6 separate regions of the Homo sapiens genome follow, and all the other regions are linked to region 1. Evidence: chromatin contacts called from ENCODE Hi-C or POLR2A ChIA-PET data. All regions are on one chromosome and are shown on one strand. Each heading gives the region's core, a stretch centred on a gene start or an enhancer-like site at or near the end of the contact. The rest is flanking DNA. Distances are from core to core; before and after follow the strand shown.

Region 1 (3,747 bases), core at 331-2,830:
CCCAGGCTTGTCAAGCAAGGTACTCTCGAGCGCCCCCGTGGGTGAAGAAAATAACAACATCTATAGCCTGAGAAATAGCAGAAGCTGCCTCTAAAAACAAAATTTATTTTCGAAGGCATATATTTCAAACTTTGAAATCCATGTGAATTTTGCAATTGTTCCATAATATAGCCCTGATAGTTTTAATATATTTTTAATGTTTTAACTAACTTGCCAGCCAAATTATTCTTTTAGCACCACCCCCAACTCCAAAGACCCCCTTCCAAACAGGTGCTGACTTGAGACCGTGACTATAGAGCACTTGTCTCTAAAATGTACAAAATGAAGAGAAATCTCAAGATGTCCCACTGAGATGAAGAAAGAAAGAAGAAAATATGTATGTTTGTATACATGTATACATGTATATATATGTATACACAAAATTAGAAAAGTTAGGGTCTACTGTATAAATTAAATAAGCGTTGACAGTGCTTTTGATTTTAATCTGTATGTGGTACTTTGCCTGCTTAACACCCTTATGTGGATTTCCTGACGGACTTGACATTCCTGTCAGGAAAGCATTGCGTACTTGCTGATTAAAAAGCATCTAAGGGCCGGGAGCGGTGGCTCACGCCTGCAATCCCAGCACGAGGCAGGAGGATCACCTGACGTCAGGAGTTCAAGACCACCCTGGTCAACATGGCGAAACCCCGTCTTTACTAAAAATAGAAAAATTAGCCGGGCATGGTGGCGCGCGCCTGTAATCCCAGCTACTCGGGAGGCTGAGTCAGGAGAATCGCTTGAACCCGGGAGGTGGAGGTTACAGTGAGCCGAGATCCGTCTCAAAAATAAAAAATAAATAATGAAAAAAATTAAAAATTTAAAAATTAAAAAACATTTAAAAAAGCATCTAACTTAGATGGGTAATGGGTCAAAAGAAAGGCAGACTGCCACATGCAGCGCCTCATTTGGATGTGTCTGGAGTCTTGGAAGCTTGACTACCCTACGTTCTCCTACAAATGGACCTTGAGAGCTTGTTTGGAGGTTCTAGCAGGGGAGCGCAGCTACTCGTATACCCTTGACCGAAGACCGGTCCTCCTCTATCGGGGATGGTCGTCCTCTTCGACCGAGCGCGCAGCTTCGGGAGGGACGCACATGGAGCGGTGAGGGAGGAAGGGGACACCCGCCTAGCCAGCCAGATCAGCCGAATCAACCCTGGCGATCAATGGGGTGACAGATGTCGCAGCCAGATCGCCCTCACATCCGAGGTACCCAAGCGGCGCACAAGCTATATAAACCTGAAGGAAGTCTCAACTTTACACTTAGGTCAAGTTGCTTATCGTACTAGAGCTTCAGCAGGAAATTTAACTAAAATCTAATTTAACCAGCATAGCAAATATCATTTATTCCCAAAATGCTAAAGTTTGAGATAAACGGACTTGATTTCCGGCTGTTTTGACACTATCCAGAATGCCTTGCAGATGGGTGGGGCATGCTAAATACTGCAGTCTCCATTGGTGAGGTCGTCCCGGAGCCTCGCCCAGCTCCCGCGCGCTAGAGCCGCCTGCTGGTCTCACCCAGCCGGGACCGCTGACCTGGCGCTTTGTGCGGCTCCAGGCCTCCGAGTGGACTCCAGGTCTGTCTCCCTCCTGCGGTCGCCCCCTTCCTCGCCCTTTCTCTCTTCTTTTTTTTCCCTCCCCTTTACTCTCTGAGTCTCACTCTCGCATTCTTCCCTCACTCCCCCAGTTCAGTCCTTCTCTTGTCTTTTCTTCCTCTTGTCCTTTGTCCTCCTGCTCCATCCAGTCTGGGCAGAGGTGGGCCCCTTGGCTGGAGCTGGGGTCCTTCTTGGCTCAGTGTGCGTATTTTTTTTTAAACCCCTTCTGCGGAGTCTGAATGCATTGGTGGAAGGTGGGCTCGGATCGTCCCCGGGCCTGGCTGGGCTGCCGCTACGCCCCTGCATGGGCTGAGCGGGGAAGACGAGCATGGGAGAGTGCGATCTCAGATGGCCAAGCCCTGGCCCCCGGCTCGTTTTACAAGGCCGGGGGCTCATCTCCCTGTAGGGGTGGTGGACACGCGGGACCCGGGGGGCGCAGCCACCGCATGCGTGACGGTGGACGCACATTTTGCAGACAGTAGTAGTACTCGGCCTGTTCACCTTCCAGTTGCCGTGATAATAAAATATGATGATGTATGTAAAAGCATGAATACTTGAAGAGCTTCCAGTGGCTGTGCGATTTTCCTTCGCTACCCTCTTCAACGCCTGCCACCCCCTATCCCCCAGCTGAATTTGGAAAATCTGAGATTCTCGAGGTCAAAATATATAATATTCTGAATTTGTGAAATCCCGTACTGCTAGCACATATGTTTTTACAACAAATGGCCCCAGCTTCCCAAGATCCAGGATAAGAAGTCATAAATAGAAATCATATAAAAGCCAAGGTTTTTTTCTCCATGTTTTAAAATGGTGGTTTTTTTTTCTTGAGTGAGGGAAAATGCAGCAACAAAAATAAAGAACAGTTTCCCGTGCCAAAATCCTGAATATTCATTTCGCCCCTGAGCACTGGGTTGAAGACGCGAAATTGGGACTGTTGGTCTGCGACGAGCTGCTGCATTTGTATTTCAGAAAGCCTGAAAAGCTATCATGGCAGCAAGGCCCAAGCTCCACTATCCCAACGGAAGAGGCCGGATGGAGTCCGTGAGATGGGTTTTAGCTGCCGCCGGAGTCGAGGTACCTTATATGCTGTTTCTTCACGGATTTGTCATACAGCTTTTGAGACCTTTGAAAGAAAAATACGTTTTGAAGCACCGTTCAGTTCTAGTTCTCGTCCACCAAAATCACAGGCACGCTTCACTGAGTCAGATACCATCCCTGAAGGGATTTTTCTTTATAATTAGAACGTAGTTGATGGAATTCTATTTTCCTTTTGACTTTTACTTAATTATTGGCTTCTGATCTAGCACCAGTGAATATTTATTAATAAGAAGAAAGGAAATTTACCTGAAAATTGTCAGTTACTCTGAGCTCTTATTAATTATGCATTCTCAGGGTAAATTTCTTGTTTTCTTCAGTGGCTTCAAACTGGCAGCCTTGGTATCTTGCTTACATATGTGTGTGTGTCTGTTTTTGTTTTCGTTCTGTTCTTTTAGCTTCTTAGTATGGAAATTTTCAAATACCAATAAATGTAGAGAGAACATTGCCATGAATTCTATGTACTCATCACCCGACTTCAGCAATCATCAGCTCTATGCTAATCTTGTTTCATCTATCACCTCCCTTCCCTTGTTTTGTGGGAGTATTTTAAAGCAAAATCCAAACATCATAACATTTCATCTGGGAGTTCCTCAACATTTTCCTCTAACAGATGAGGATTTTAAAATGTAACAATATTATTATCACATCCAACAAAATTAGCAATTCTTTGTCATCTAACCTTCAGTCTGATTGTCTCAAACAGGCATTTTGTTTGTTTGTTTGTTTTTATAGTTTGTTTTAGTTTGGATCTAGACATTGGTCTACGCATTACATTTAAAATGGTTATGTTTCTTTCGGTATTTTAAAAACCTGTAAGTTTCCTCTTCATTTTTTACAAATTTATATTTGGGAATATTTTCAGATTTATAGAAAAGTTGTAAAATAATACAGTCCCTCATTCAGTCTCCCTTAATGATAACATCTTACATCACCATGTCATATTACGAAATTAACATTGGTGCATGACTAACTAAACTACAGACTTTATTCAGATTTCACTGTTTTTTCTACTAATG
Region 2 (3,747 bases), core at 566-3,065, 500 kb after region 1:
TCTTTTTTCTAAGCAGCTAATAAGAGGTTGGGTGAAAGAGTGCATCTCCTCCCAGGATTCCACAACAAAATTCTTATCTTCCATGGATGCTTTAATTGGAAGTGGGTTGCCGACCCCCTTGTGCCTAGAAAAGGCCTTCGCTTGGGTTTCCTTTGTATGCTTCAGCCTTCCTAGTTGGTTTTTCTAGGCCTGGTGTGAGAGGTAGGGAAGTCTGCACATAACTAATTCTTTTGCTTAAGGGCCTATGGCACAAGTGCACAAACTTCAATTCTTGATGTTCTAAGCTCTCTCCTCTAACAGAGGGAGTGCTGAAAGCTTTTGAGTCAAGACAATGGAGTGCTCTTCCTCCCTCACTCTGCCTTCCGAGCTTATGGTTCCTTTTCTCAGGAGAGGATTTTCAGGATTATTGGAGGATTAGGTCATTGTCAGATGACTGGAAAACCTAAATAGGATCTCTCTCCAGCTCAAGGTTGTCCCAGTGAGGAAGACTTTACCAACTTCTCACTCTACCCCACTACTCACATGAGTGTTAGCTCCACCTTGCAAAGGCTGAAGACCAGTTCTCCCCAGTGAAAGCTGCCTCATTCTTTTATGGAGTTCCCTGGAGTGGCAGAGCTATAAAGACGAGCATTGGGATTTGCAGTCTCCATGTAGCCTTTCGTGCTTGGCAACCCCTGTAGACTTTTTGTCCCAAGCAGATTGCGTGCGTGCGCCTGTGTGTGAGAATAAGTGCCTTACTTTGCTGTGTGGTTTTCAACTTGTACTCCGTGGCCAGCCCCCAGTTGCCAGGGCTCGACGGCAGCCAAGGACACCATACCTCAGTATAGTTATATATAAAAGGGACACGGATTGTGACAGTTTCACCCCATTTGTTTCTAACCCCGCTGCCCAGGATTAGGGTCTGTGGTGTGTTCTGTTTTGTTTTTGGTTTCTCCCTTGTGTCAGTTCTCTTCTGGCCCAGCTGGGTGGCTGTGGAAGTCTGTGAGGTGGCCCAACCACAAGCATACCTATTAAGAGAAGCCCAGAGCTTCCAGCCCCCACTTCGAAAACTCTCCTCTGGCCCCACATAGCAAACTCCTTCTCCGTTATTTTCCCCACCCCCAGATTTTTTTTAAAAGGCCCACTTGCCGTAACCTCTTTTGGTCTATTTTGCTTCCCATTCAGCCCAAAGTTTATATGATAAAGGTGTTTACTTTTACTTCCCAGTCTCCAAGTGCTAACACATAAACACATACATGTCTGACTGTTGCAGAACTGTTCGAGCTCCTAATTCAGTGTTACCTTGTTTTAGTCGCAGCAACCCTCTCCCCTACCCCTTGCCCGCCCACGTTTTTCTCACTCTTCCGGGTTGTGCAATAACTCTCCCAGCCAGTGGTCCTTTCCACAGCCTTTCTGTCCCTTAAAACACCTGCAACTGGGGGAGAAATGGGACCCATGGGAGGGGGAGTCGTCATCCCTTACACAAGAAATAGCCACTTTCCTTTTGTTGTCATTCTTGTGATCCTGGGTGGGTTTCTGTGGCACTCTTTTAGAACATGTAGCATCATCTTAGAGGTCTATTTTTAAAAAATGTGTTGAAGAGGAAAAAACCATTCTCACGATGGGGCTTAAGTCATTGTCCAGGAATAAGATTGGCGTGGTGCCCATGACATCACCGTCACTCTGCCTAAAAGCACTCTAGAGCTACTTGTTCACGTGGAGAGGAAGGATATTTTGCGAAGCAACAGCCGCAGGTGGAGAGCCCTGTTCACCTGATAGGGTCTAGCTGTGACAGTAAATATAATACCGCTGTTTCCTTGGGTACAGATTTGAGTGTTCATGTGATGAGACTGTAAACCTCATTTTTCGGTTCCTCTGTTTAAAAAAACATCTGAAGGATGAACTAAGGCTGCTGGTGCCCTGAGCAACTGATAATGCAAATGTGGACAAAGTGTCTGTTTTCTACTCTAGCCTGTTCATATGGACCAAATTTCAACAAGGAACTCAAGGAAAATTTGTACCTGCCGTATTTATGCTTTCATGTAAAAAAGGGTTGGGGGGAGGGGTGTCTTTTTGCTTTTGGTGAACTTTTTTTCAAAATCATTTTTCCACTGTTTCTGTCTGGTTTTAAAACAAATTACAGTTTTGTATGGATTTTTTAAATGTACATTTTGGAACAAATGATCAAATATTTTCTGAAATAACAATAAAAGGCAGAAAATTATCAGAATTGTCTCATAATTATTTCCTTGACGTGCTTTTATACAGTGATGCTTTTAACGTGGATGTTTACGTTTGCTTAAAGGAGTTTGCAATGAATTTTAGCCCTCATGTCTATTATTTTTCACTATATTAGTCATTTCTTATATATTTTGACCCGTATTTGTCCATTGTGATATGAATTAGGGAATTAAGGATGGAGAGTCAGTTATGTCAAGTGCTGGATAGCAATAAGCATCATTTTTATTTGACTCTTTAATAGTAAAGTGGAAAAGAGGTTTTCTTAACATGGGGTTTGTGGGTAGGAAGCTCCAGAAACAAGCACATCATCCTTGATGCCTACTATACTATGATGTTATTTAGCTTGGAGGAAATGGGGTTTCGTTTGTGTAAAGGCCAACAAATATGTTGGTGCTGACTAGAAGACATCCAAGTATTAGTAATAGTGGGGATTGCTGGTGTCACTTACATGGCTGCTGTTGGCTGTAGCTGCTTGCTGTGTTTACCAGAACCATCTTTCTTTGGAAAAAGATCTCAAAAGATGAGTGCAGTTACAGGTGGCAGTTAGTCAAGGACACCCATGGGGTGTGAGAAAGAGGAAATGTTTGCTTGAGGTGAAGGTGAGTGGTTCTGATGCATGGCAAGCTTCATTGTAGAGTTGGGTCCTGCTCTGCCATGAGAAGCTAGGTGAACTCAAGCAGTTAACCCTTCCGAGTCTTTTTGTGCATCTGTGTCAAAAGGGTTTCATGTTTTGTGGGGAGTCATGGTGAGAGATTTAGAGATACTGAATGCTAAGTTCATGGTACATATAAAGCACTCATATTGGCTTTTTAAAATGAACTTATGTGCCAGCAGGATACTCAGGAGTCACTTAACCAAGTGGATTCTCTGGACAACATTTAGAGACGTCTTCTCTACCTATGTGTCCCAAATACCCTCAAAGCCTATAGATATGGATTTGATACACCTTAATTGGATGGTATTTTCAAGGCCCCCTGATGGTGCAGACAAGGTACAGGCCCAGGTTTCTGAGTAGTGGCTAACTCACAGCCCATCTTTACCCGCAAGGCAGATTTTTATTAGTCCCAAAGCCGTAAGCACTATAAGCAGTCTTAGTCAAATGCTTCAGTTAGACCTGATAGCTTCAGCTACCAGTGCTAATCTTAATAATTCTCATTCTCTCTTTGTGTGTGTGTGTGTGTGGGTGTGTGTGTGTATTAGAATCTTTCAACTCCCTGGTGGCCAGTTTGAAGTGATGATCATTTCTGCTTCCTACAATATTGCTTGCTACAGGGTAATGCTCAGCTCCCTTCCACCACCTGAACCTGACACTCCAGATGCATGCCAGCTATGACTGTAGCATAAGGTAATTAGTGACATCTAATGGCTGCACTGCCATTCAGGATTTTAGTAGAAAAAGTGATTTGCTCTGACGTTTGTGGCTCCTATACTTGCTGCTTTGTATAAACAGGTGAGCAGCGAGTGTTTGGACACCACAGAAATGGCCTGCTGGCTTTGGTCTTTCATGAAATCTCTTTTATACCTTGT
Region 3 (3,747 bases), core at 323-2,822, 480 kb after region 1:
GATTATGGCCAGCTGCAAACTTCTAACGATGTTCAACCCTTCTGTGGGGAGAATACAAGAGTTTGAAACCTGCCCAATATGGATACATTTGTATATTAATATGAGGGGTTTTCTTTATTCTTTAGAAAATCAGCAAACGGCTTCATCTCTCCAAAGTCAAACACAGCAAGTTCAATGAATCTGGACAGCTGGTCGTCTTTCATTTCACCTCGGTGATTTGGTGCTTCTACGTGGTGGTGACGGTGAGCCATTCTCAGGACTGCTGAAGCGGGAGAGCTCAAACCAAGGGGCAATTCCAGCTCTGGGATTGCTAATCAAATGACTGCAAAGGACCCCTTGCTCTTTTTCTTTTTCTGTTAAGGGGAACAAGTTTCTTAGAACCTTCTTAGCTTCTTAGAACTGAAGCTATGTTTGCATCCTCATGGTATTACAGAGAGATGCCATTTTATAGCTGGAGAGAGTCATCTTGGCCAACAGTCACCACTTGTTATAATCATTATGCAATACTGCAGTAATGATACCATGTATCTACATAATACTGTATTGTTTTACAAGGCTCTTCTACAAACACTGTCCCATAAGATACATTTGATGTTCATTCTGATACCCATGTTACAGATTGAAGAGTTCCAAGCTCAAATTTTGCAGTATGCCTGTGGTTCTGTGGTTTTGAAACAGCAAAGGATAGTTTGGACTTGGAGATAGAGTTCCAAGCCCAGCTTACTCTCTGTTTTACTACCTTGGCCTTCTATAAACGAGGCCAGCCTCACTCTGTCAGCTCATCAAATCCTGTGAGAGTCAATGCCGTTTCAACAAATGCCTGCAGGACCAGACAATTTTCCCCTCCTTTCTATGTAAACAGACTCTTATTTCAAGCAGCCTTTGATACAGCAAAATTCCCTCATAGAAAGGAATGTGGATGGTCCTTTGGAGTTTCCTGTAACAAGACCTTGCCTGTCCTGCTAGGAAGTATTGAGTTAGTACCCACCACCACCTGGAGCTCTACCTTCCTGTAACCTGGCCCCCTGAGAAATCCATGCCTGGGTCTTGGAAAATTCAGCAACCCTGTGACCTCTTTAAGATTTCCTTCCCGGCCTTCCACAGATCCCTCACTTTCTTCCTCTTCTTTCAGTGACAGTGATGGGCGCTCCCATCACAAGGAACTCTGTCTCCAGAGTTGAATGTTGAATTCCTATTCTCAAAGCCAGAGTCAACGTGTCCTTTTGTACATTGTTTTTATTCCTATTATCATTTCATCATAGAGCAGCTTTCCTAAGCAGAATACTAGGAATTTTAAATGGGGGGCCCAAGACTTCTGTCCTCTCAGGCAAGGCTGTCACAGTCCCAGGGGCAGATTGACACTGTGTGAACAGTGCATCCCTGCTGTTGTGCCATGCACACAAGTCCCTAGACTTCCAGGTTTCAGACCACACCCAGTCCCTTGACGTTCAGTTCATGCCCACCCCCGGAGGCCTAAGCTGCTTTGAAGCAGAACAGCCTCAAGATACCAAAGACGCCGTTCAGGAGGATTGCCTCATCTCTGAATCACTTTTACCCTTTCAACTTCACCCCCAAACATTCCACCCCAGCTGTGACACGTGGCGACCAGATTTGGAGGCTAGAGCCAAGTTGCTTAACACGCCTTCCAGGGTGTGAAATGCTCAACAGCTCTGTCTTTGCCTCTCTCAGTTCTTCAAGGATTTGAACATGATGCTAATTAGTTTGAGAGCACATAGGCTTTTCTTGGGGAGGCACATAACAGTTTTTTATTCTGGGAAGAGCCAGTTCCCCACTCAACATATTCAATAGGCACAGAGACCAGGGGACCACGGAAAGCTCCAGTGACCCCCGACCCCCGCCAACTCTTCCTAACAACATTTGACTCCTTGCCCTCCTCCGTTGGAACTGTGCTTCCTGGAAGGAAAGTGATTGAAGAAGAAGAGATGTAGTTCTGTAAAAGGCATAAAAACAGCTTGTTTTTTTAAAAAAATAATATTTTTCTGTTATGATGCAAATTTTTTCATGACTCTTCTTTCTCTCACTCTCCACAGTCATTTCATCGGCAGGTCCTGCCAGCTCTGCCTCCCAAACACATTGAGACTGTCTGCTGCTTTCTGCCTGCACCACCAACCCTAGTCTAGTGACCTTTGACCAGGGGAGATTTGGGCCTGTAGGGGACATTTGGCAATATGCTACTGGTATCTAGTGGGTGGAGGCCAGGGATGCTACGATATGGCGTTTAATGCACAGGACAGCCTCCACAACAAAGAACTATCTGGCCATAGTGCCAAGATTGAGAAACCTCGATCTGTATAGTCCAAGCCACCATCATCTCTTGCCTAGACACTAAATATCTTTTTTCTAGAAGGAGACTGTTTCCACTCTTGTACCCTCCCACCCCAATCCATTTTCTGCTCAGCCAGATGGATCTTTTAAAACAGAAATAAAACCATACATTCCCGTGCTTAAAAGTCCCATCACACTTGCAGTGAAATCGTTTTTTCCTCCCCATTCATGTGATCTGGGCCCTGCTAATCTTGCTGGTCTCATCTCACTGGCCACACCCCCACTTTTGGCCTGGCTGTTCTGCATCCTGGGCTTTGTACTGGTGATTTCTCTGCTCAAGGGCTCCATCCCCTGCCATCCCATGGCCAACTCCTTCTTGCCATCCAAGTCTCTGCCTAAATACCATCTCCTCAGAGAACCCCCCACCAATTTGCATTTTCTGCACTGTGCCTGTTGCTGGTGCTTCTCTTGATTGTGTATTCTGTATTCTCTGTTTCTCCCACTAGATTCTGAGCTGCCTGCTAGCAGGCACGGTGCTCACTGCTGTATCCCTGGTATGGTGCCTGGCACATACTAAGTGCCCACTAAATGTTGGCTATGAGAATGAGTGAATAAACTGCAAATGCATCTTCTCTCTCCAGCCTTCAACATTTTTAAAGTAATGAATTGGTTGTTTTAATAAATATCATAAATGATCATTTTTTAAAAAGTGAACAATATAGAGAAGTTCAAAAAAGCAAATTCCTCCCACCAGAAATACCAGTATTATTCTGGTGTTTGATTGAAACATTTCTCTCTGCATATATAGAGGCAGAGCAGTGGGAGTGTGGCTGGACCGCCAATAATTTTATAGGAATGTCAGCCTCCAACTTTTAATCTACCTTTGATCGACTACTCATTGTTGAGGGAAAAAGAAAAAAAACACTCCACTGGAGAAAGCAGGATGGGTGGGCGTTTGGTCTTCCCTGTCTGACTTCCTTGCTATATTTGGCTTCATCTTTTAGAACCTAAAATCCACCGTAGATTTTAGAACCAAGTAGAGGGAATGTCCTTAATGCTGGTGCTTGTACCAGGACCGGTTTCTACTAACAGACTAGTTGCTTTAGGGCAGATTTTTAGTGCATGGTTGTTCTGATGGTCAAATAATATAAGGTATGTCTGAATTTATGTAGCACTTGCCTGTGCTATATCTGAATTATGCTGTTCTTCGTGGTTGTGTTTGTTCACACACCAAAAGGAAGGCTGCTGGGGAAACAGGAGGGATCTCTCCACCTTGTTGAGGCCTTGCTTAGCTCATGGGTGGATTTGTAGAATCGAGAGAACAAAGGATTTCAAAAGCCTCTCCAAACCATCTGCTGGGGCCTGTCAGTGGATGGGATTTGGGGTGGGTTTCAGGTGCTTGCTGGGTCACACTCAGCCCCCTGTGGACTCAGGTGCTTTGCGTGCCTGAGCTCAGAGGGT
Region 4 (3,747 bases), core at 783-3,282, 400 kb after region 1:
TCCAGTCTCTTTCCCCCAACTTGCCTTTTCTCATCTATAAAATGCACAGTTCACTGATTTAGGTGGTCTGCTCATTGATTTGTAAACATGGATCGAGATGCCAGACCATCATTCATGCACATTGGCCTTGTTCACAGACATAGAAACTAAAATAAATTAGACTTGGGCCAGCAAGCGATCAGCATGACCTCAGGAGGCAGAGACTGCGTGTCCCTCACAGGCCTTCCCTGGCCTTCCTTCAGTGTTAAACAGTGATTCAACATGGTCCCGACCTGACCAAGCTTGGTCTCCTCAACACCAGAAGATTCTGAGTCTCCCAACACCTGCAAAGGTTCAGACATCTGCCCTGAGATGTTAAACAATCCATTCTGGTCTAGCTAGCACCGGGGGAAAAGAAAGGTCTTGAAACAACACAAGATGTTTCAAACTTAGCCTTCGAGAAAAATAAAAACAATATAGGTTCATTTGTAGAAAGTTTGGGAAATGTAGAAAAACACAAAGAAATAATAAAATTTACCTATAACTATGTTTTCCAGTGATTTTTATGTACATCAGTCAAACCTTTTAGAATAAGTTTTGGCTGGGCGCGGTGGCTCATGTCTGTAATCCCAGCACTTTGGGAGGCTGAGGCGGGTGGATCACGAGGTCAAGAGATCGAGACCATCCTGGCCAACCAACATGGTGAAACTCCATCTTTACTAAAAATACAAAAATTAGCTGGGAGAAACCCCATCTCTACTAAAAATACAAAAATTAGCTGGGTGTAGTGGTGCACGCCTGTAGTCCCAGCTACTCGGGAGGCTGAGGCAGGAGAATCACTTGAACCCAGGAGGCAGAGGTTGCAGTGAGCCGAGATGGCACCACTGCACTCCAGCCAGGGCGACAGAGCGAAACTCCATCTCAAAAAAAAAAAAAAGAATACATTTCTAGGCTAGACACAGTGGCTCACGCCTATAATCTTAGCACTTTGGGAGGCCGAGGCAGGTGGATCACTTGAGGTCAAGAGTTCAAGACCAGTCTGGCCAACATAGTGAAACCCCATCTCTACTAAAAATACAAAAAATTAGCCGAGTGTGGTGGCACACTCCTGTAATCCCAGCTACTCAGGAGGCTGAGGCAGGAGAATTGCTTGAACCTGGAAGGCGGAGGTTGCAGTGAGCTGAGATCACACCACTGCACTCCAGCCTGGGCAAAAAAGAGAGACTCCGTCTCAAAAAAAAGGAAAAAGAATATATTTATGAGCAAGAAAAAAAGATAGTTTTAATTGGTGTCATGTAAGACACTTCCAGGAAATGCAATGTCCCTGTTTTGTTTTATTTCATGTTTTTGGTGGGGGGAGGTGAGCGTTGGTGCTAAGAAATGCACAGGACTATTTCTTAGTCCAGAGCAGTCTTCCTGTGGCAGAAGCATGTTGGAAACACAGACTGTGGGCCATACCCCACACCTACTCATTCAGAATCTTCACTTTACAAGATCCCCACCCCCCACAATTCAATGCTTCCAAGCTGTGCACCTTAAGTTTGTGAAGCATTGGCCCATGCAGCCCTCTTTCTCGCCTTTCTCAGGTGGTATTGATTGTCAGGATTTGTATATAACTTTCACACCTACTTGATGTTGAAACTAGCAATAAAAATCCCACCTCCGTGGGAGTAAACACCTTTTGCTCAAGCCACAGCTGCACATTCTTTTGGGAAAGCTCTAAATGTGTTACCTTCTAAATCCCCTGAGAGTTGTGGGGTGCTCCAAAGGGAAGTCCAGGAAAGAAGGCAATGCTTCCTTTTGCTTCCCTCTCAAAGTCCATTCCAGGGTGAGAGCTGTTGTGTGTGTGGCCCCTTTAGTCATAGTAAATCATTCACCCAGTGGGGGACGAGAGAGATATTCACAAAAGACTTCTTAGAAGCCTATGGGGAAAGATCCACACAGTCCACTGCACTATCATCCCCAACTCTCTCTTTCCTGCCTCCAACTATCCCTTTATCCTTTGATCATCCACCAGGGGGCCCCAGGAAGTACAGGCAGGGTGCGCGGACTGATGACGACCCCTAATCAGGCGAGCTGGGATCAAGAACTTGAGCGCCTGGAGGAAGAAAAAGAAATGACAGAAGCCAAAACAGTCGTGTCTGTCTGAGCTGCCAGCCACAACCATGTGTGGGCATCGGAGCGTATGTCAGAGTCAGGCCGGCCAGTGCAAAGCCTGCCAAAGGGCTGCTTCGATTAGGTCTTCACTTGAAATCTTAACCAGGCAGATGTTCCCTGGCAGCCATCTGAAGCCATCTAGGAAGGGCAGCCTGTCCAGGAGTGGCTGCTTCTAGGTGGAGTCTCATTAATCTCTCCCTTTGTTTTCATTTTGCAAACTTGATAGCTGTGGCAAAGTCTCTGTGTCCAGGCACCATGGCTCCCTCTGCATCCTGGCATTTGGTCCTCTACCTCTTTGACACCATCAAGTAATGCTGCTGGTGCCCAGTTCTTGCCTGGGCTATCAAGAGTTCATCTGGTGCCTCTCCACTACTAAGCCTGGCTTTTTAAGCTCTTGGAACCTGATTTGCAAATCCTTCCATGGGAGCCTCTGGGACACCTATGGAGGTCCAGTACCTGATGCACAGGAGAAGGATGAAAGATGGATAAGAAGGGCTCTTTCTGACCTTGGGGAACTTACAAAAATCACCCAATTTGTCCCAGAAACCCCCAAATGTTTATAAAGCAGTAACCATGGTGGTCTTTTTCTATCCAGAGGTTATGGAATGTAAGTGGTTGAAAACGCAGGTCCTGGGTTTGCAGAGACCTGCATTCAGAATCTGGCCTTCCCTGTCACTAGCTGGGTGATCCAGGTTTGCTTTCTCAATGTTTAGTCCTCAGTTTGTCCCTTTTTAAAATGGGGATAACAACACGTGCCTCATAGATTCTTATGAGGATTAAATGAGACATAGTATGTAAAACACTTAGTGAGTACTCAGTAAAAGGTAGTGTTATTGTTATTATTGTTATTATTATTATCACATAAAAATAGACAAGTCCATTTAGATTATTCCAGATAACCTAACAAGTCAGTGTTGTAACCCAGAAGGCCTGGGTTTCAGTTCTGGATCTGCTGTGAATTAGTCTTGTGATAACCTGTGAGCCTCAGTTTCTTCAGCTATAAAATCTAGATAACACTATCTGGACTTTTGTTCCTGTTTTAACTAACATTTATCAAATGATAACTTTGTGGTAGGCATCATTGTAAATGTTTTTCATGTTAAATTCATTGAATCCCCTCATGTCCCTGTTTTGCAGATAAGGAAACTGAGGCAGAGGGACGATGTGCCCAAGGTCAAGCAGCTAGCAACAGATGGAGCTAGGATTCCAACCCAGCCAGTCTGGCCCTAGAGCCTGCGTTCCTGATCTTATTATGAAAAATCAAATGGCATAATGATTATGAAAGTGCTTTGGGAGTGGGAAGCATTATACAAACATGAGATTGTTACTAGTCATCCAAGTTTCTTCGTGTTTGGTCTTCAGCTGGGATCCTTAACCTTTCCTGGCAAGGCATGGAATGGGGAACATCTTTAGATTTTCCTGAAGGCCTTCATTTAATCACTGGCTGTTATGAGTTGAGGGGAGCTAAGTTTCCAGCATCCTTTTGCCAGTGAATAACAGAAGTGGGACTGGAAATCAGGTTCTCTGACTCTTAGCCCTATGATACTGTTCTCCAGCCTCACCAATCCTCAGAGGCTTATTTTGGTTGGCACATAGTTCATACTTCCTGTG
Region 5 (3,747 bases), core at 638-3,137, 370 kb before region 1:
GCCACGCCCCCCCGCCCGCCTGGTGGGCTCCCACTGGGCCTTAGCCTCCCTGATGAGCGCTGCCCCTTGCTCCGTGGTACCCGGTCCCATCGACCGCCCAAGGGCTGAGGAGTGCAGGCGCCCCGCAAAGGACCGGCAGGCAGCTCTGCCCGTGGCCCTGGCACAGGATCCACTGGGGAAGCCAGCTGGGTTCCTGAGTCGGGTAGAGACTTGGAGAACTTTTATGTCTAGCTGGAGGATTCTGTATGTGCCAGTCAGCACTCTGTGTCTAGTTCCGGGGTTTGTGGATGCACCAATCAGCACTCTGTGTCTAGCTAATCTGGTGGGGACTTGGAGAACTTTTATGTCTAGCTAGAGGATTGTAAATGCACCAATCAGCACTCTGTATCTAGCTAATCTGGTGGGGACTTGGAGAACTTTTATGTCTAGCTAGAGAATTGCAAATGCACCAATCAGCACTCTGTGTCTAGCTCAGGGATTGTAAGCGCACCAATCAGCACTCTATGTCTTGCTAAATTAGGTTTGTAAATGCACTAATCAGTGCTCTGTGTCTAGCTAATCTAATGGGGACTTGGAGAACTTCTGTGTCTAGCTCAAGGTTCCTAAATGCACCAATCAGCACCCTGTCAAAATGGGCCAATCAGCTCTCTGTAAAATGGACCAATCAGCAAGATGTGTGTGGGGTCAGATAGGTCCCCTTCCAGGCTGTGGAAGCTTTGTTCTTTCGCTCTTCGGGATACATCTTGGAGCTGCTCAGTCTTTGGGTCTGAGCAGCCTTTATGAGCGGTAACACTTACCGCGAAGGTCTGCAGCTTCACTCCTGAAGCCAGCGAGAACACGAACCCACCAGATGGGACGAACAACTCCGGACGTGAGGCCTTTAAGAGCTGTAACACTCACTGGGAAGGTCTGCAGCTTCACTCCTGAAGTCAGCGAGACCACGAACCCACCAGAAGGAAGAAACTCCAGATGCATCTGAACATCTGAAGGCACAAACTCCAGACACGGCATCTTTAAGAACTCTAACACTCACCTTGAGGGTCCGCGGCTTCATTCTTGAAGTCAGGGAGACCAAGAACCCACCAATTGCGGACACAAGAGGAAGTAATTTGAAGGCAAGATGGGAGGGACAGATGAACTGGATAAAGGGGTACAAAAGTGGGGCAGGGTGGTAAAGTGGGCAGAGGGAACAGCACGCGTAAAAGGCCTAGATGAGAGAAACTCACAGAGAGGAACAGTATGGTGCAAGTGTAGAGAGTGGTGCCAGTGAGGCTGGGCAGGTAAGCAAGGACCCACCTCAGGCAGGTCTTTCGGCCATAGCGATGATTTGGGATTTTGTACCAAGTGCAATGGGAAAGCTATTAAAGGTTGTTTAAGGATTTGGGATTGGCATTTCTTTTTAAAGGCCACTCTGGCAGCTTGATGCAGAAAAGTTCTAAATTCTCAACTTGCAACCTAAAGGGATCTCCTTTCTTTGCTTTTAATTTTGACCTCAATTGCTCTGCCAAAACTCATTGCATACACCATAATTCTTGCTTTGTATTTACTTGCATTGTTACTTTATGTGCTGCCTTCCTTTACTAGTTATTCATAGACTTGACTCACTGATGCACCCTACCCCAACTGTAACCTTTTCCTGTGGGCAGAAAAGATTTCTCAGTCATTGTTGTGTGCCTACAGCATGGAGCAGATACACTTGGCTAATCTGTTAAACCAGATTGCGCTAAAAGTCCCATCATAGTTTGCTGCTTTCCCCCCATCAAAGAGCATCCTGTGACCTAATTAACTCAGTCTTTAATCCAACGGCTCTGTACTCTGCTTGCCACAAAGACTGAAGTCCCTGAACAAGACCTGGGCAGCCCTCCAGCATCCTTGCAGGCAATACCTAGCAACCGAAAGAGGTCTTGTTTTGTTTCAGGTCAGCCCAGGGTTACAAAAGTCATCAACTCACGTGACCTGGCACTTCAGAATCTCAAGGAACTCTCCTTCTACCTTTCATAATACTGGCATGAAAACTATGTACTTAACAGAGTTCTCAAAAAACACAACTCATCTCCAAGAGGTGCTAGTACTCGGCTAGATGCAGTTTTTAGCTAAGGACTCCAAAATCATCAGATTCCTTTTCACCTTCCATTTATTGTGGATTGAAATTTCATGATGTAAGGGAGAGAAGTATGGAAAGGGCCTGAGGCAGGAGAATAGGATCTGGAGGCAGGGAACCTAAAGCTGTTTCACACCAACTTCCTAGAACTAAATTAGGAGGCGGGGCGCAGTGGATCACGCCTGTAATCCCAGCACTTTGGGAGGCCAAGGCGGGTGCATCACGAGGGCAGGAGTTTGAGACCATCCTGGCCAACATAGTGAAACCCCGTCTCTACTGAAAATACAAAAATTAGCATGGAGTGGTGGCGCGCGCCTGTAGTCCCAGCTGCTCGGGAGGCTGAGGCAGGAGAATCACTGGAACCTGGGAGGCGGAGGTTGCAGTGAGCTGGGATTGTACCACTGCACTCCAGCTTGGGTGACAGACCAAGACTTTCGTCCAAAAAAAAAAAAAAAAAAAAAAGAAAGAAAAGAAAAGAAAACCCTAACTTTCCACCCCGAAGTAACAAGAGGATCAGAGGCTACTCCCCTTGACATTTTCTGCCAGGCAGTTGGAAAATTGGGAGTTAGCAACAAATCAGACCGATTGCGGGTCCAGTCTTCCTTTGCAACTTTGTAATTTCACTCCAGCCTCTGAATGGTTGTCTACAACCAATCAGACTGATTGCGGGCTACCACTTCATTTACATGAGGTGAGCATGAAGTGGCCAAAGGGAAACAAACCTCTAGAGGGTATTTGAACCCAGGCAGATTCTGTATCCAGGTCCTTGAGCCTCTGCCCTGGTAGCTCCTACACTGTGGAGTGTACTTTCGTTTTCAATAAATCCCTGCTTTCGTTCTTTCGTTGCTTCATTCTTTCTTTGCTTTGCTGGGCCTTTTGTTCAATTCTTTGTTCAAAATGTCAAGAACCTGGACAATTGCAGTCACGACCGTCTACCGGTGAGAGGCCCACACTTTGTCACTTACAAACTATGTATGACCTTGGCCAGATGAATCTCAGCCTGTTTCAACATCTACAACTGGTGGTAATACCCATCTATTCCTACAGACTTGTTAAAAGGATTAAATGATAAGCAGAAATATCTACCAAGACTTTACAAGCAAGCCAAACTGCTTTCTGTGCTTTTTCTTGTTTTTTGTTTTTTTGGGGTTTGTTTTTTTTTTTTTTTTTTTTTTTTTTTATGGTGAGGCAGAGGGAGTAACCTTTGGCGTCAACAGAAAAGCCACTAGGTTTCCTCTTCTTTTCTTCCCTGGTGAGTGATACTTTTTGGAAGATATCTCAGAAGTTTTTTAAAAGCTCATTTATGAAATATAACAAGACACATTTTCAATATCATGGAACTTAGGAGGATACAAAAAGCAAATATAATTTTAATCACAACAGGAGGAGTCTTTTATTGTTTTACCCCCACTCTCGGGCATCCTGGACACGCATTAACAGTCTACAACGGAGGGCTCATTCACGATTATAAAAGACTGTGAAAGATGAGTAACGATTTAAGGCTTCTCTCCAGAGGCCCTTCCCCAGCTCCAGGTTTAGGCTGAACTGCCCACGGGGACCATTTTCTTGCTGCCTAATCTCCCCCTCTTCTCCCGCCCCACGCGGTTCCACCCACTCGCGCGTCTCGGGACTCTGATGAACGTCCT
Region 6 (3,747 bases), core at 779-3,278, 270 kb after region 1:
TTCATTGAGACAAGAGCAGAAAGCAGTTCAGGGATCTAGGAAAACACTGAGAGTCACAGCTGCAGGAAAAGTCTGCACCAACAGGAGCTGATGGCTTTCATAGAGAGAGATCCACTGTCAACCTAAGTAGCCCTGAAGACACGGTCAGTTTATAAATGACTGGACATTATGACAATAATTTATTACTGATTTGCTATAAAGTGTTATCCATTTTATGCTATATATAGTTTAGCATAGCTAGAAAATAAAGGGAAATTTATTTTTAATTTTGGGTATATATACAGATTTATATATTATATTTACCATACCAGATGTTAAACATTCTGACTATCACTCCTGGGTAGTCTGTGACATAAAAGTATGAAGATTTTTGTTAAGAAGTAATTAACATTTGGTATTTAATACTTACACCATCCGCCATTTTAATAGTGAGTTTATATATATATGTGTGTGTGTGTGTGTATAACTGAAGTGGATATTAATTTCTCTGCACTGGGGGAATTGGGTCAATATTTGAGCCATTAGGTATACTGACTTGCCAGTTTTCTGGGATATTCTTGAAGAACAAATATGTTTTAGCAACATTCTGCCAATTAGAGCTGCTTAGATGAGGCAGCTGTGAGTCAGCACAAATTTAATCTGTGTTGACTTTGCTCTGCCTTGCCTCCTACCTTTCTCCAATCTTTACTCACCTTCCCTCTGCACACAGCAGCTGTTTCAATATATTTGTCCTTTGAAACTTTGAATACAGTTGCAACATTCTAAGTCAACAGGGCAGCTAAGTATACCTAGCAGAAAAATTAGACTTTAACCTCAGAAATTGACAAAATCTTCTCAAGGATTATGGTTCCAATAAATACTGTTTAAAGTATTTTATTCATAGTTCTATTCAATAAAAGTTTATAGAGCACCTACTTTGTTCCCTGAATTGTTTTAGGCACAGAGAATGCCAGGAAAGACTAAGTCCTGAATGACAGGAACCAGAAGATCCAGTGAGCGAGGGTCTTAGTCAGAGGGAACAATGAGACAGGGTGTTGGTCAGGAACAAGTTGGGTGTGTTTTAGGTACACTAGTGTTGTGGGAGCAAGGCGAGGAAGTATTGAAAGATGAGGCCAGCATGGGTGTATTAGTTATCAATTGTTATATACCAACTCACCCCGAAGTTTAGGGACTTAAAGCAATAAATATTTATTATCTCACACAATTTCTGAAGGTCAGGAATCTGGGAGCAGCTTAGCCGGGTGGTTCTGAATCAGCATTTCTCAGGACGCTGCAATCAAGTCACTAACAGGCTGTGTCAGCTGAGGGCTTGACTGGGATCTGTTTCCATGATGGCTCACTCACATGGCTGTTGGCAGAGGCCTCAGTTCCTCTCTGAAAGTTGGCAATACATCTCACTTCTTTGGCATGCCTGCTTCTGTGTAGGACTGCTTGAGTGTCCTCAGGACATGGCAGCTAACTTCCCCTGGAGTATGTAAGCAAGAGGGAAACTACAATGTCTTTTATGACCTAGTATTGGAAGTTACACCTCTGATGATAGAGAAGGGCTGAGGACATCGCCTCGGGGGAGATAGCAGTTGGAGAAGAGAAGGCTGGGTGGAGCCAGCGAAGGCGTCTGAAGAGGAGGGGTCAGTGAAGTAGAAGGAAGTCCAAGAAAGTGTGGCATCATGAGGCCAACAGTCCGGCAAGAGGATGGAAGAGTGGACATTGAATTTGGTACCACGGAGGCTACTGCTGACCCGAGGAGAGAAGATGGGGACACAAGCCTGACTGGAGTGGGTTGAGGAGAAAATGGGACGTGAGGTAGAGGAGACAGCAGCTACCGGCAGCCGTTTTGAGAAATTTTGCTCCGAAAAAGGGCATATGGTTGGGACAGTAGACTTTCTCAGTGATCTAAAAGAGGAAGGGAAGGTTGAGTAGGCTGAGCTCAGTTTCATTTGCAATTGTGGAAAGTCACCTAAGAGTGGCTGAGTCTGTGCACTGAACTCTTTACAGCCACCAGGGAGGTCCCTTGGCTCTGGGCAGTGCGCCATCTGGTGCTCAGTCATGGAGTCAGCGTTAGACTGACACAGTAGGTTGGGCAATCCCTTTGCTGGAACAGAGACTTTTTTTCTCATAAATTTTAAATCCAAGTTGGAGTAAATTGCCAAAAGAACAACTAAAAAATGCTGACTGAAAGGCAGAGGTGCAAAGTTCTCCTCACTTCCTTTTAACCCCTTCCAATTTATTCCATTTTGTCTTTCTTATTCCCTCATCCTCTTCACCTTAATCCATGAGTCTCTCTGTATTTCCTTTTCCACTGTCCATTTCTATGACGCAGAATCTAACGATGCAGCTACAAGCCAAGAAACACCAAAGATTGCTGGCAGCCACCAGAAACCAAGAGAGAGGCTGGGAACAGATTCTCCCTTAGAGCTTCCAGAAAGAACCAGCTTTGCTGACCTCTGGATTCTGGACTTCTAGCCTCTAGACATGTGCAAGAATAATTTCTGCTGTCTAAGCCACCTAGTTTGTGGTAATTTGTTAGAGTGGCCACAGGAAAAGAATTCAACTACTTTGCAATAAAAAAAGGAATGAATACATAAAAAAGCACAGATGAATTTTGAAATAATTGTGCTGTGTGAAAGACACCAAACAAACAAAATACCTGCTGTATGCTTCTAATTATATAAACTTCTAGAAAATGCAAACTAACTCATTGTGACAAAAAGCAGATGAGTGGTATGGGGCCAGGCAGAAGAAAGGGATTTCCAAAGGGCATGAGGATGTGAATAAGTTCAGTATCATGATTATGATGATAGTCTCATAGGTGTATATGTGTGTTAAAACTTATCCAATTGAGGCTGGGTGTGGTGGCTCACTCCTGTAATCCTAGCACTTTGGGAAGCCAAAGCAGACGGATCACTTGAGGCCAGGAGTTCAAGACCAGCCTGGCCAACATGGTAAAACCCCATTTCTACTAAAAATACAAAAATTAGCTGGGTGTGGTGGCACACTCCTGTAGTCCCAGCTACTTGGGAGGCTGAGGCATGAGAATCACTTGGACTCAGGAGGTGGAGGTTGTAGTGAGCTGAGGTCACACCACTGCATTCCAGCCTGGAGGCAACAGAGCGAGTCTCGTCTCAAAAACAAAAACAAAACTGAAAAACTTATCCAGTTGTACACTTAACTCTGTACACTTTGTTTTTTTTTTGAGACAGTGTCTCGCTCTTGTCGCCCAGACTGGAGTGCAGTGGCCTGATCTCAGCTCACTGCAACCTCCTTCTCCCAGGTTCAAGTGATTCTCCTGCCTCAGCCTCCCAAGTAGCTGGGATTACAGGCGCCCACCACCACGCCCAGCTAATTTTTTGTATTTTTAGTAGAGATGGGGTTTTGCCATGTTGGCCAGGCTGGTCTCAATATTTCATATATATATAATATATTGCATATAATACATTATATAAAATACACATATATTTTAAAGTATCAATTATATCCCCTAATACAGTAATAAAACCAATAGATGCAAATAAACAATCACAAATCTATTATGTACATAAGCAAGCTGTACAATCCTTCTGCTCTCCAGCTGGTCTCTTCAGCTGCCTCTGTCCTTTGGAAGGCTTCCTTCTGCTTAGAAACAGGCCCAGGCCTCCACTGTCCTAACCTTCTTAGCCATGCACCCACACTCCTCAGAAGAAACCAAGAAACACTCCACAACAAATTTTTAAAGTTCTTTATCCTTGGCTAGTTTTCCCTTTTGCTATT

Evidence for each region. Hi-C counts contacts between places; a loop is a spot of excess contacts on that map. ChIA-PET counts read pairs that join two places held with the same protein, here RNA polymerase II (POLR2A). Pooled maps may share reads with other maps.
Region 2: a map of B cell shows a loop between it and region 1 (4-fold over the local background). The contact joins the enhancer-like site here to the promoter of GSTA4 in region 1. A Hi-C loop is called at or near these places in 3 of 168 maps with a recorded cell type or tissue (B cell, ascending aorta and tibial artery), 10 of 37 single-sample maps with no recorded cell type and 12 of 50 pooled maps. POLR2A ChIA-PET finds 5 or more read pairs at or near these places in 1 of 52 experiments (OCI-LY7).
Region 3: a map of gastrocnemius medialis shows a loop between it and region 1 (4-fold over the local background). The contact joins the enhancer-like site here to the promoter of GSTA4 in region 1. A Hi-C loop is called at or near these places in 5 of 168 maps with a recorded cell type or tissue (aorta, ascending aorta, endothelial cell of umbilical vein and 2 more) and 11 of 50 pooled maps.
Region 4: a map of ascending aorta shows a loop between it and region 1 (4-fold over the local background). The contact joins the enhancer-like site here to the promoter of GSTA4 in region 1. A Hi-C loop is called at or near these places in 2 of 168 maps with a recorded cell type or tissue (ascending aorta and heart left ventricle), 1 of 37 single-sample maps with no recorded cell type and 8 of 50 pooled maps. POLR2A ChIA-PET finds 5 or more read pairs at or near these places in 1 of 52 experiments (HepG2).
Region 5: a map of naive thymus-derived CD4-positive, alpha-beta T cell shows a loop between it and region 1 (6-fold over the local background). The contact joins the enhancer-like site here to the promoter of GSTA4 in region 1. A Hi-C loop is called at or near these places in 5 of 168 maps with a recorded cell type or tissue (CD4-positive, alpha-beta T cell, Right ventricle myocardium inferior, gastrocnemius medialis and 2 more), 4 of 37 single-sample maps with no recorded cell type and 28 of 50 pooled maps. POLR2A ChIA-PET finds 5 or more read pairs at or near these places in 1 of 52 experiments (OCI-LY7).
Region 6: a loop to region 1 is called in a map of PC-9, with 16 times the contacts of the local background. The contact joins the enhancer-like site here to the promoter of GSTA4 in region 1. A Hi-C loop is called at or near these places in 9 of 168 maps with a recorded cell type or tissue (Caco-2, Calu3, HCT116 and 6 more), 2 of 37 single-sample maps with no recorded cell type and 13 of 50 pooled maps. POLR2A ChIA-PET finds 5 or more read pairs at or near these places in 3 of 52 experiments (Caco-2, HepG2 and activated CD4-positive, alpha-beta T cell).

The regions. Positions count from the first base shown.
Region 1 is chr6:52,993,117-52,996,863 of GRCh38, reverse strand. It overlaps GSTA4 (glutathione S-transferase alpha 4), which reads left to right and starts at 1,580. Exons shown (of 7, transcript NM_001512.4): 1 at 1,580-1,615; 2 at 2,603-2,707. The coding sequence starts at 2,621. RN7SK (RNA component of 7SK nuclear ribonucleoprotein) reads right to left here and starts at 1,244; the gene lies at 913-1,244. RefSeq lists silencers at 1,007-1,096, 1,428-1,659 and an enhancer at 1,257-1,476.
Region 2 is chr6:52,495,864-52,499,610 of GRCh38, reverse strand. It overlaps EFHC1 (EF-hand domain containing 1), which reads right to left. Exons shown (of 11, transcript NM_018100.4): 11 at 2,413-3,747. TRAM2 (translocation associated membrane protein 2) reads left to right here. Exons shown (of 11, transcript NM_012288.4): 11 at 1-2,203. Among named protein-coding and RNA genes, the nearest start is that of EFHC1, 77 kb to the right of the region's middle. RefSeq lists an enhancer at 463-512 and a silencer at 1,596-1,797. Within about 2 kb of position 1,815, at least 12 of the 41 ENCODE cell types and tissues checked have a DNase peak (open chromatin) inside an H3K27ac peak, as active enhancers do; they include B cell, OCI-LY7 and ascending aorta, where a contact is called at or near this core.
Region 3 is chr6:52,512,501-52,516,247 of GRCh38, reverse strand. TRAM2 (translocation associated membrane protein 2) reads left to right here. Exons shown (of 11, transcript NM_012288.4): 4 at 126-242. Among named protein-coding and RNA genes, the nearest start is that of TRAM2, 63 kb to the left of the region's middle. Within about 2 kb of position 1,572, at least 9 of the 41 ENCODE cell types and tissues checked have a DNase peak (open chromatin) inside an H3K27ac peak, as active enhancers do; they include ascending aorta, where a contact is called at or near this core.
Region 4 is chr6:52,596,681-52,600,427 of GRCh38, reverse strand. It overlaps LOC124901330 (a long non-coding RNA gene), which reads right to left. Exons shown (of 2, transcript XR_007059610.1): 2 at 1-3,747. Among named protein-coding and RNA genes, the nearest start is that of TRAM2-AS1, 21 kb to the right of the region's middle. Within about 2 kb of position 2,032, at least 10 of the 41 ENCODE cell types and tissues checked have a DNase peak (open chromatin) inside an H3K27ac peak, as active enhancers do; they include ascending aorta and heart left ventricle, where a contact is called at or near this core.
Region 5 is chr6:53,359,816-53,363,562 of GRCh38, reverse strand. No RefSeq gene overlaps it. Among named protein-coding and RNA genes, the nearest start is that of ELOVL5, 13 kb to the right of the region's middle. RefSeq lists enhancers at 3,184-3,691, 3,692-3,747. Within about 2 kb of position 1,887, at least 13 of the 41 ENCODE cell types and tissues checked have a DNase peak (open chromatin) inside an H3K27ac peak, as active enhancers do; they include CD4-positive, alpha-beta T cell and OCI-LY7, where a contact is called at or near this core.
Region 6 is chr6:52,722,897-52,726,643 of GRCh38, reverse strand. No RefSeq gene overlaps it. Among named protein-coding and RNA genes, the nearest start is that of GSTA2, 39 kb to the left of the region's middle. RefSeq lists a silencer at 1,989-2,038. Within about 2 kb of position 2,028, at least 17 of the 41 ENCODE cell types and tissues checked have a DNase peak (open chromatin) inside an H3K27ac peak, as active enhancers do; they include PC-3, PC-9, ascending aorta and 1 more, where a contact is called at or near this core.